Regions from separate parts of the Homo sapiens genome. Here region 2 is linked to region 1. Evidence: read pairs that join two places in POLR2A ChIA-PET (ENCODE). Cell type or tissue: PC-9. All regions are shown on one strand. Each heading gives the region's core, and the rest is flanking DNA. Links, peaks and the distances in the headings are about the cores only.

Region 1 (5,384 bases), core at 213-5,212:
CATACATGTTTCTGTAAGGGAATACTCAGCATTGTAAATATCTCATTTCTCCCAAACATTTCTAAACACTTTATATAATTCTAGTAAAAATTTCCATGGATTCTGTTTTAGAACTTAGTAAATGATTATAAAGTTTATCTGAGCAAATAAATATGCAGAAATTGCCAAAATATGTGGTTAAAAGAAGTGTAATGAAGGGTCAATTGCCCTCTCAATATGAAAACATTCTATAAAATAATTAAAAACATGTAGAACTGTTTCAAGACTAATTACTTTTTAAAATCATTTAAACATAAGTGTCATCTTATAATACAAAAATTAGCCAGGCGTGGTGGCTATAGTCCCACCTATAGTCCCAGCTACTTGGGAGGCGGAGGTGGGAGAACTGCTTGAGCTCAGGAAGTGGAAGTTGCAGTGAGCCGAGATCATGCCACTGCACTCCAGCCTGGGCCACAGGGCAAGACCCTGTCTCCAGAAAAAAAAAAAAAAAAAAAGAGTGAGCTTATAAATAAGCCATATACATATGGGAATTCAGTATGTGGTACAGGTAATTTAAATCAGTAGAGTAAGGATGATGGTGAAATAATCAACTATCTAATTTAAAAAAAAATTGTCAAGTCTCTCCCACACCATATTAAAAAGTTATAATATTTTTAAATACTAGCAGAAAGAATTAAAAAACATTTACAATCTTGAGATGGGGAAGGTTTTTCTAAGCATGATGGAAAAACCCAGAAGGTATAAAAGAAATTTGACAATATAAAAATGGAAAATCCCTGCATAGCAAAAGACATCATACCAGATACACAATAATGAGAAACTATCTGCAGCATATATGACAACAGATTAATAAATACCCATAATCGGCCAGGCGCAGTGGCTCACACCTGTAATCCCAGCACTTTGGGAGGCCGAGGTGGGCAGATTCCTTGAGCTCAGGGGTTCAAGACTAGCCTGGGCAACATGGCAAAACCCCATCTCTACAAAAAATTGTTTTAAATTAGCCAGGCACACACCTGTGGTCCCAGCTACTCAGGAGGTTGAGATGGGAGGATTTCGTGAGCTCAGAAGGTTGAATCTGCAGTCAGCTGAGATGGCGCCACTGCACTCCAGTCTGGGCAACAGAGCAAGACCCTGTCTCGAAAACAAAAACAAAAAAAACTCATAATCTATAAATAATCCCGTCACAGCAAGATTAAATAGATGGTGAAAGAACACAAAAAGACAAATTATACAAAAGAAATGCAAATAGCCAATAAACTCCTGATATATTGTCTTCACCTCATTAATAAAGAATGCACACTAATCATGTATTATTTGTCACCTAAGATTGGCAAAGATTTAAAAACTAATTGTTGGCAATGGCATGGAGAAATAAGTGTCATAATACCCACTGGTGGAAGAGAAAAACAATAGAATCTTTAACCTTTTTGGAATGTAGTTTACCAATGTTTATCACAATTTAGAATATGAGTTCTAGGGCTGGGCATGGTGGCTCACAACTGTAATCCCAGCACTTTGGGAGGCCGAGGCGGGTGGATCACTTGAGGTCAGGAGTTCAAGACCAGCCTAGCCAACATGGTGAAATCCCATCTCTACTAAAAAGACAAAAATTAGCCCGGCATGATGGCGGGTGCCTGTAATCCAAGCTTCTCAGGAGGCTGAGGCAGGAGAATCGCTTGAACCTGGGAGGCAGAGGTTGCAGTGAGACAAGATTGCGCCACTGCACTCTAGCTTGGGCGACAGAGTGAGACTCTGTCTCAAAAAAAAAAAAAAGAATATGAATTCCAACAACCCTGTTTCCAGAAATACATCCTAAAGAGTTACATAAATATAAGTATGTTCTTACAGCATTCCCTGAAATAGCATAAAACTAGAAACAACCTAGATGTCCAACTAGATGGGAATAAATAAATCGTAACACATACATACGGTGGATATTGTATTGGTTATCTATCATTGTACAAAATTACCCCCAAAACTTAGTGGCTTAAAAAAACAATGTACATTTATTATCCTCATAGTCTCTGTGTGTCAAATACTTGGGAGTGGCATAGATGGGCACTTCTGGCCCAAGATCTCTTATGCCGCCATCTGAAGGCTGACCTGTAGCTGGCCGATCTATTAGGTTGGTGCAAAAGTAATCTTGGTTTTTGCCATTACTTTTAATGTCCCACCAACCTAATACTTCCAAGATGGCTCACTCCCATGGCTGCCAAGGTGGTGCAGGCTGTTGCCTACGTGGCCTTCTCTACAGGCAGTTTGAGTGTCCTCACTACATGGTGGCTGGCATCCCCGCTAAGTGAGCAATCCAAGAGAGGCTAAGGCTGAAACTGGGATGTCTTTTATGACTTAGCCTCAGAAGTCCCACACTGTCACTTCCACGGTATTCTGTTGTTCACAAAGAAAAACCATGATTCTGTGGAACCGGATACTGTATGAGGATAAACATGAGGCAGCACAGATCGTGTAAGCTGAGGTCTAAAGGCTGAAGAGTACCTAGTCAATTAAAGAGGGTTTAAGACTTTTTATAAGCCACGTGACAAACCTCTGACAGAGGTTTATGTGAATAGAAAGTGAAGGAGAGGTTGAAGAGGGAAACAGAGCCTGATTCGTGGCAGTCCTTACAAGCTGTGTCATGGAGCTTAATTTTTATAATAAAGCCAAAACGCCTCCAAGGGATTTATATTTTAGTAAGATCACTATGGTTATTACATACAGGTAAATGGACTACGGTGGTGGCAACAGAGATGAGCAAAGTGAACAAGATCTGAGGTATTTACGAGATAAATGCCAACAGGACTCAATGGATGATTGGATGTGTGGATTACACAATAGAGAGGAATCAAGGATGGCTTCTAGGCTCTTGATTTGAGCAATAAGGTAAATGGAGCACACAGAAGGAACCGCAAGTGTGGGGATTAGAAAAAGGTTTAACATGTTGAGTTTGAGGTGTTTACACACATGGAAATGTCCAATAGGCAGTGGACATATGGCACCTGGAGACCAGGAGATACACCTGGACATAAAAACAGGAGTTATCAGAGTATCAGTGGAAATCAGATCCACGGGCCACAGAATCATTGATTTTTAAGAGGAAGAGGAGGCCAGGCATGGTGGCTCATGCCTGTAATCCCAACAATTTGGAAGGCTGAGGCAAGAGGATCGCTGCAGCCCAGGAGTTTGAGACCAGCCTGGGCAACAGAGAGACCCCCTGCCACCCCCAATCTTTACAAAAAAATTTTTAAAAAATTAGTCAGGCATGGTGGTGCATGCCTGTAACCTAGCTATTCTGGAAGATGAGATGGGAGGATTGCTTGAGCCTTTGAGAGCAAGGCTGCACTGAGCCATGATTCAGCCACTGCACTCTAGGCTGGATGACACAGTAAGTCCTCTTTCCAAAAAGGGAGAAGGGAGGAGAAGAAGAAAGAAGAGAGGAGGAGGAGGAAGAACAGGAGGAAGAGGAAGAAGAAGGAAGAGGAAGAAAGAAGAAAAGAAGAAAGAAGAGAAAGAGAAGGGAGGAGGGAGGAGGAGTAGCTGCATGAAACTTAAAAGGAATGCCTGAAAGGTAGACAGAGGAAACACGCACAGTCTGTTGTCACAGAAGGCAGGAATGATGGAGAGTGTTTATACTAAGTCAAACAATTGAAAAATGAACACTGGGCTGGGCGCAGTGGAGGACACCTGTAATCCCAGCACTTTGGGAGGCCAAGGCAGGTGGATGACTTGAGATCAGAAGTTTGAGACCAGCCTGGCCAACATGGTGAAGCTCTGTCTCTACTAAACATACAAAAATTAACCGGGCGTGGTGGCCAGCACGTGATGCCAGCTACTCAGGAGGCTGAGACAGGAGAATCGTTTCAATCCGGGAGACGGAGGTTGCAGTGAGCCGAAATCACCCCACTGCACACCAGCCTGGGTGACAAAGTTAGACTCTACCTCAAAAAGTTAAAATAAATAAAATTTTTAAAATGGACATCATGTATCAGACAGGAAAAAGCCAGTAAGACGGAAGAACTCACACCCTCGGGATCCCAAGACAAGATACTTCCATGGGATGGATGTAATGAACAGTGTTAAAAGATTTCTGGTGCAGTGCTTCTCAAAGTGTGATGTACACATAAATGACCTGGGGGTCATATTAAAATGCAGATTTTGGCTACACAGGTCTTGGGTAGGACCTGAGACCTGGCTTTTCTCAGAAGACCCCAGGTGATGCCCATGCTGCACAGCCCACAGACCACATGTTGAGTAACAAGGTTCTGCTGTGGTTCCCAAACTTTTCCGAGCACAGAATTATCTGGAAAACTTCTGTACTAGTCCATACAGCTATACATACTGCTATAAAGGATACTGCTACAAAGAATGCCCAAGACTGGGTAATTTATAAAGGAAAGAAGTTTAATTGACTCACAGTTCAGCATGGCTGGGGAAGCCTCAGAAAACTTACAAACATGGCAGAAGGCAAAGGGGGAAGCAAGGCACTTTCCTCACAAGGAGGCAGGAAGAAGTGCTGAGCGAAGAGGCAAGATCCCCTTATAAAACCATCACATCTTGTGAGAACTCACTATCATGAGAACAGCATGGGGGAAGCTGCCTCCATAATTCAATTACCTCCACCTGGTCTCTCCCTTGAAAGGTGGGGATTATGGGAATTACAATTCAAGATGAGATTTGGGTGTGGACATAAAGCCTAACCATATCAACTTCTTAAAGATTAGTGGTCCCCTAGCCCTACAGATTCTAAATTGAGTAGGCGTGGGGTAGGGCCTGATAACATGCATTTCTTAACAACCTCCCAAGTGATGGTGACAGTGACGCTGCAGATCCCCAGACCACACTTTTGAGATGCACAGCACAACTATTTGTGGCCCTGGCAGAGACAACCAGGGAGACTATTTAGGCTTCTAAACCTACTGCAAACCGGAAGTCTTGCTATATACCACCACTGCAGTCACAGTCCATTACAGGAGCCCATTCCTTTTATAGTACCTCCCTGGCTCCGGGCTCATATGGCCAGAAGTGTGAGCAAGGACCTACACTCATTATCCATCACCTCCATGGTTACTTTATCAGAACCAAAGACTCATTCTTAATTGGCTTATTCTCCCCAAGACTTACTCTCAGCAGTAGGTCCTACTTAGGAAAAGTCTCAAAGCTTCATCTTGCTTAGGAATGTCTTTTCATAGTATTAAAAAAAGCAGCTACTGCTGAATTCTACTTTCTTTTTAACTAAGCGATGATATTTCACAATGGTCACATTTCCCCCAGAGTGAAACAACTTGAGAGAAAAAAAAAAACCTATAAAATAAGAGGGAAATCCTATTTAAGGGGAACTCAATTCACCTATGTATTCATGAAACAGACACATGCACATAAAGGCA
Region 2 (5,384 bases), core at 179-5,178, 50 kb before region 1:
CAGGACGATGAATATTCTGATCTCACTCTGCTACCTCCCTCTGATCTGTCATGGTTCTTCATTGGCTGACCTCAACCAGAAGGCAGAGGACAGGGGAGCCTAGTGATGTAATCCCTCTGACAGAGAGCAGAATGGAAAGGAGGATACAGTGAGCCTAGAGGGCAAATGGATGATGTCTGGCATGCTGCCCATCCTTTGGGAACCAGTGGACATCTTACCTCTCCATGAAGCTTTTGCTTACCTTGCTAGCCCAAAAGAGCTCTTCAGTATCTTTCAGGATTTAGTCATTGACTGTTGCCTTTTATTTTACCTTGTGTACCATTGCGTTGTTTAAATGCTGTTACTTTTTAACTTCCAAATGTTTGCCTTATCCACTCAACTCAGTTTTAAACTGCAAGTATTAAGAATTTAAAATTTTTCCTGATACTTTGCCTTGCGCCTTGCACATAACAATTTGTTTGTTACACACACACACATATTTGTATTTCTGCATTAGTGGTCTAAATAAAATTTCTGTGATTTTAAGGAATCAAGAAAGTTGAAGGATTGGCCTTAAGGTAACTTCCCCTCTGTGTATACTTTATTATGATCTGTTTAGCCTTTTTATTATGAAAAATGTTAAACATTTACATAAGTAGAAAGAACAGTGAATTCCTAGGTACTCATCATGCAACTTCAATTACAGAATTAGTCATTCTTTCTTTATTCTCATCCTATCCACCCCACCACTGCAGTATCACCAAGGTAATTGTTTTAAAGCTGTGCTTACACTGATCTCTTGGAGGCCAAGGAGAGTATGCAGATTGTCATAGTTTATGTTGTCATCACTATTGAGCCACTGACATTGTATGTATACTCCTTATTTCATCTCTTTTGTTCAGATTTGCTTCACTTGACACACAATCTCATATATATGTATTTCTGCATTAGTGGTCTAAGTAACATTTTTGTGAAAATTGAAAGAGTTGGCCTTACAGTAACTTCCCCTCTGTGTATACTTTATTATCAGCTGTTTATCTAACCTTTTTTTTTTTTTTTTAACAGAGACTTGTTTTTATGAGATTAACCTGTGCATTGATTTTGCATGGGGACCCAAACTGGTTTTTCAGGTGTTTCCTGACGTATTTCATGTTGTCATATCTGTTTTATAGCTGCCATTACTGTACTTATCCCCAAATGTATGCAGCCTTTAAAATGAGATACTTACATAAATGTTCAGGGAAAATTGGAGCATCTGCTGCAAATTTCCATTAGCTCTTAATGCCTGAGCCGACACAGCTTTAAAAATCTGAATGTTTTGTCAGATTCTTTTGTATTAGTCTTTTTCTTGAGTTAAGATGAACTCCTCCTTCTCTTCATTTCACTTTCTTTTTAAGGTACACACTGAAATATCCACAGGGAGCAATTTGCACTGGTCTGTGTCACTTCTCTTATTAAGTAGAAGAAAGATAACATGAGTCACCTTTGTAACCCTACGGGTGTGCAAAGTCTCTTGAGCAAACATTCACTTGTTAACCTCCAGATGATCAGTCAGCCTACATGGGTGTTACATTTCATGGGGAAGGAGACCTTAGATCTACAGCAGAGAGCCGTATCGTGTTCAGGAGGATTCCTATTATTAAACTTATTATTTAATCAATTTGCATTTAACCATTGAACTGACAGACATAAGGCCTTAAGTTAATCACCTTAAAGGGAAATCAGTAGTCACATGAAGAGCCACAGCTCCTCTTGGCCTAAAAATGTGGAATTCTAAGACAATAAAGTGACTTAGGAAGTCACAAAAGGGTTTTTCTAAGGAAACAAATTGTTCCCCCATTGGTCTCCTCTTTAATGACTTACAGCTGAGCGTAGAGATCTAAAAAGACTTTTGTTCCTTCTACCTGAGAAAGATGAAACAGAACTAGTCTTTTGAGAGATTGTTTAAGGGAGAGTGGCTGAAGGACCACGGGCCTTTGGGAGCCAGGGTAGCTGTCATTGTTGGAATGGCCATGGAATGCATGTGAGGGCAGTTAGAGACAGCTAGTAGCCAAGAGAAAAAAAGCTGATGCCATAGGGCAGAGTATTATTAGGAAGAAGGGAAGAAATAGTACTGAAGAAGCCAAGAGTAAAGTGTTTGCATTTTTGCCTGATGTGGACCTAGATCTAGAAAGCTGGCTTGCCAGAAGGAGTAGAAAATCAGGAAGAAAAGCCATAGCTGCTGCCCAGAGTTGTGGGCGACCTGGCACTGAAGCTGGTCAGCTGTGTGTGTGTGTGTGTGTGTGTGTGTGTGTGTGTGTGTGTGTGTGTGTGTGGCGTGGGGGGGCGGGGCCTGTTTTTGTGTTTGTGTATATGTGTGTGTGTGTGGCGTGGGGGCGGGCGGGGCCTGGCAGGACATTAGGTATCATCTTGGCAGGGGCTGAAGGGCCCTTATATGTTGATTCAACCATGCGGGGAAGAACAGCCATGATTCACCACCTAAAATAAGAATTCAGAGCCTGGGACTGAAGTTTAAGAATAGTGTGGTCTTTGGTCTATAGCTAGTGCCACTAAAAATTTTGTTGGCATTTATTGAATGTTGTGAGTAAGATTCCAGAATGCACCTAAAATGTGGAAAAACAAAACTTGTTGCTGGAAAAAAGCCTAAACTTAAAAATGTGATCCAAGTCAACAAATTAATCTCACTTTAAGCCAAAGGAAATGTTTGAAATGAAAGTACTGCCAGGAAATAGAAAGAGTATTCTAGACTTAGGCAGAAAGATTTATGGGTATTTTATGTTTAGTGACTTCCTCAGCCATAATGCATTATTAGAACGAACAAATAACCTCTTCTAAGGACTCTGTTCATATCTGGAACTGAAACACAACTGGGATATCAATTTTTTCCTTCTCTGATGTCCCTTACCCTTTCAGGGAAAAAAAAAAAAACCATATATGTGGATATGAGTAATAGTTGACCACTAATATGACCTCTAAAAAAAAACCACAGCATAGTTTGTGGTTTATCTTCAGGAAGATAAAGGAAGTAAAAGTAGGAACTAGATTATTGCTTTTATTTAATTTCATTTATATAGTACTTTCCCAAATTCAATATGCCCTGTACAAACTACATGACTATAGTTTCACAATTTCAAAGATTTGGGGAGAAAAAAAACAAATTTGTGATTTTAGTAATAAAACTGCAGCTATATTTGGTATAAGAAATACTCTCAAGAATTGTATCAGTCATTGGCTTTACAGAGTGATGTTTCACAGTAACTGGAGGGGTTTCACATGCCTTGAGAATGGCTGTGCTCCTTTAATCAAGGAATAGGAGTCTTTTTTTTTTTTTCTTGGCATTGTGCAAAAGGGAGGGAGTACTTTTGGTCCTGCTGGATGCTGAAGGCAAAGAAAGTGAAGAAAAATGGAGAAAAAGATCATCATTTCCGAAGAAATAAGTGATAGAGGGGAGTATCTTCATCATTAGTCTTGATAGAAGATTGCATTGTAAAGAGAAATTCTAACCAATTTAAATCTATACTGGGGATCGCCGGGTGTGTGGACATGGAGCTTCCAGCTTAGAAAATACTTAGATGAGATTACAGACACTAACATTCTCTTATATTTTCCAAATTACATGCCTGTAATTATCCTGTAACCTGGTATTTTTCTGTTTTACATTATCCTTTTTAGATATGGAAGAAAGTAGCAGTGTTGCCATGTTGGTGCCAGATATTGGGGAACAGGAAGCTATACTGACTGCTGAAAGTATCATCAGTCCTTCATTGGAAATTGATGAACAAAGAAAAACTAAACCAGATCCATTAATCCATGTTATCCAGAAGTTAAGCAAGATAGTGGAAAATGAAAAGTCACAAAAATGTCTTTTAATTGGGAAGAAACGCCCACGTTCAAGTGCTGCAACACACTCTCTTGAAACCCAAGAACTTTGTGAGATTCCGGCTAAAGTAATCCAGTCACCTGCTGCTGATACTAGAAGGGCTGAGATGTCACAAACAAATTTTACCCCTGACACTCTTGCCCAGAATGAAGGGAAGGCTATGTCTTATCAGTGTAGCCTTTGTAAGTTTCTATCATCATCCTTTTCCGTGTTAAAAGATCATATTAAGCAACATGGTCAGCAAAATGAAGTGATACTGATGTGCTCAGAGTGCCATATTACATCTAGAAGCCAGGAGGAACTTGAAGCCCACGTGGTGAATGACCATGACAATGATGCCAATATCCACACCCAATCCAAAGCCCAACAGTGCGTAAGCCCCTCCAGCTCTTTGTGTCGGAAAACCACAGAAAGAAATGAAACCATTCCAGATATCCCAGTAAGTGTGGACAATCTACAGACTCATACTGTCCAAACTGCATCTGTGGCAGAAATGGGTAGGAGGAAATGGTATGCATACGAACAGTACGGCATGTATCGATGCTTGTTTTGTAGTTATACTTGTGGCCAGCAGAGAATGTTGAAAACACACGCTTGGAAACATGCTGGGGAGGTTGATTGCTCCTATCCAATCTTTGAAAATGAAAATGAACCCCTAGGCCTGCTGGATTCTTCAGCAGCTGCTGCGCCTGGTGGGGTCGATGCAGTCGTCATTGCTATTGGAGAGAGTGAACTGAGTATCCACAATGGGCCATCAGTGCAAGTGCAGATTTGCAGCTCAGAACAGTTATCATCTTCATCTCCTTTAGAACAGAGTGCAGAAAGAGGAGTACACCTAAGTCAGTCAGTTACCCTGGACCCCAATGAGGAAGAAATGCTAGAAGTGATTTCTGATGCAGAGGAGAATCTGATTCCTGATAGCCTGCTTACATCAGCACAGAAAATCATCAGCAGCAGCCCCAATAAAAAAGGGCATGTTAACGTGATAGTGGAGCGATTGCCAAGTGCTGAAGAAACCCTTTCACAGAAGCGCTTCCTCATGAACACTGAAATGGAAGAAGGGAAGGACCTGAGCCTGACAGAAGCTCAGATTGGGCGCGAAGGAATGGATGATGTTTATCGTGCTGATAAATGTACTGTTGATATTGGGGGATTGATCATAGGCTGGAGCAGTTCAGAGAAAAAAGACGAGTTAATGAATAAAGGCCTGGCTACTGATGAGAATGCCCCACCAGGCCGGAGAAGGACAAATTCTGAGTCTCTTCGATTACACTCATTAGCTGCAGAAGCCCTTGTCACAATGCCTATAAGAGCTGCAGAGTTGACAAGAGCCAACCTGGGGCACTATGGAGATATAAACCTTTTAGATCCAGATACTAGTCAAAGGCAAGTAGATAGTACATTGGCAGCGTACTCAAAAATGATGTCGCCACTTAAAAACTCTTCAGATGGATTAACTAGTCTTAACCAAAGCAACTCCACCTTGGTAGCACTCCCAGAGGGTAGGCAGGAATTGTCAGATGGG

What was found. ChIA-PET counts read pairs that join two places held together with the same protein. Peaks named below come from ENCODE experiments on the same cell type or tissue, not always from the same donor. Only the 100,000 strongest peaks of a DNase experiment are listed, where the experiment ranks them.
Region 2: POLR2A ChIA-PET joins it to region 1 with 38 read pairs; 25 of 35 experiments call an interaction of 5 or more read pairs at or near these places.

What each region holds. Positions count from the first base shown.
Region 1 is chr19:32,398,735-32,404,118 of GRCh38, forward strand. It overlaps DPY19L3-DT (DPY19L3 divergent transcript), which reads right to left. Exons shown (of 3, transcript NR_046201.1): 2 at 1,017-1,134. Among named protein-coding and RNA genes, the nearest start is that of DPY19L3-DT, 4.1 kb to the right of the region's middle. In PC-9, for the core only: no CTCF peak of the experiment used is centred there; no DNase peak of the experiment used is centred there.
Region 2 is chr19:32,349,178-32,354,561 of GRCh38, forward strand. It overlaps ZNF507 (zinc finger protein 507), which reads left to right. Exons shown (of 7, transcript NM_001136156.2): 3 at 3,652-5,384. The coding sequence starts at 3,654. It overlaps LOC124904689 (a long non-coding RNA gene), which reads right to left and starts at 176. Exons shown (of 2, transcript XR_007067225.1): 1 at 1-176. In PC-9, for the core only: no CTCF peak of the experiment used is centred there; DNase peaks (open chromatin) are centred at 1,094, 1,494 and 2,944; H3K4me3 peaks cover 1,419 bases; H3K27ac peaks cover 1,079 bases.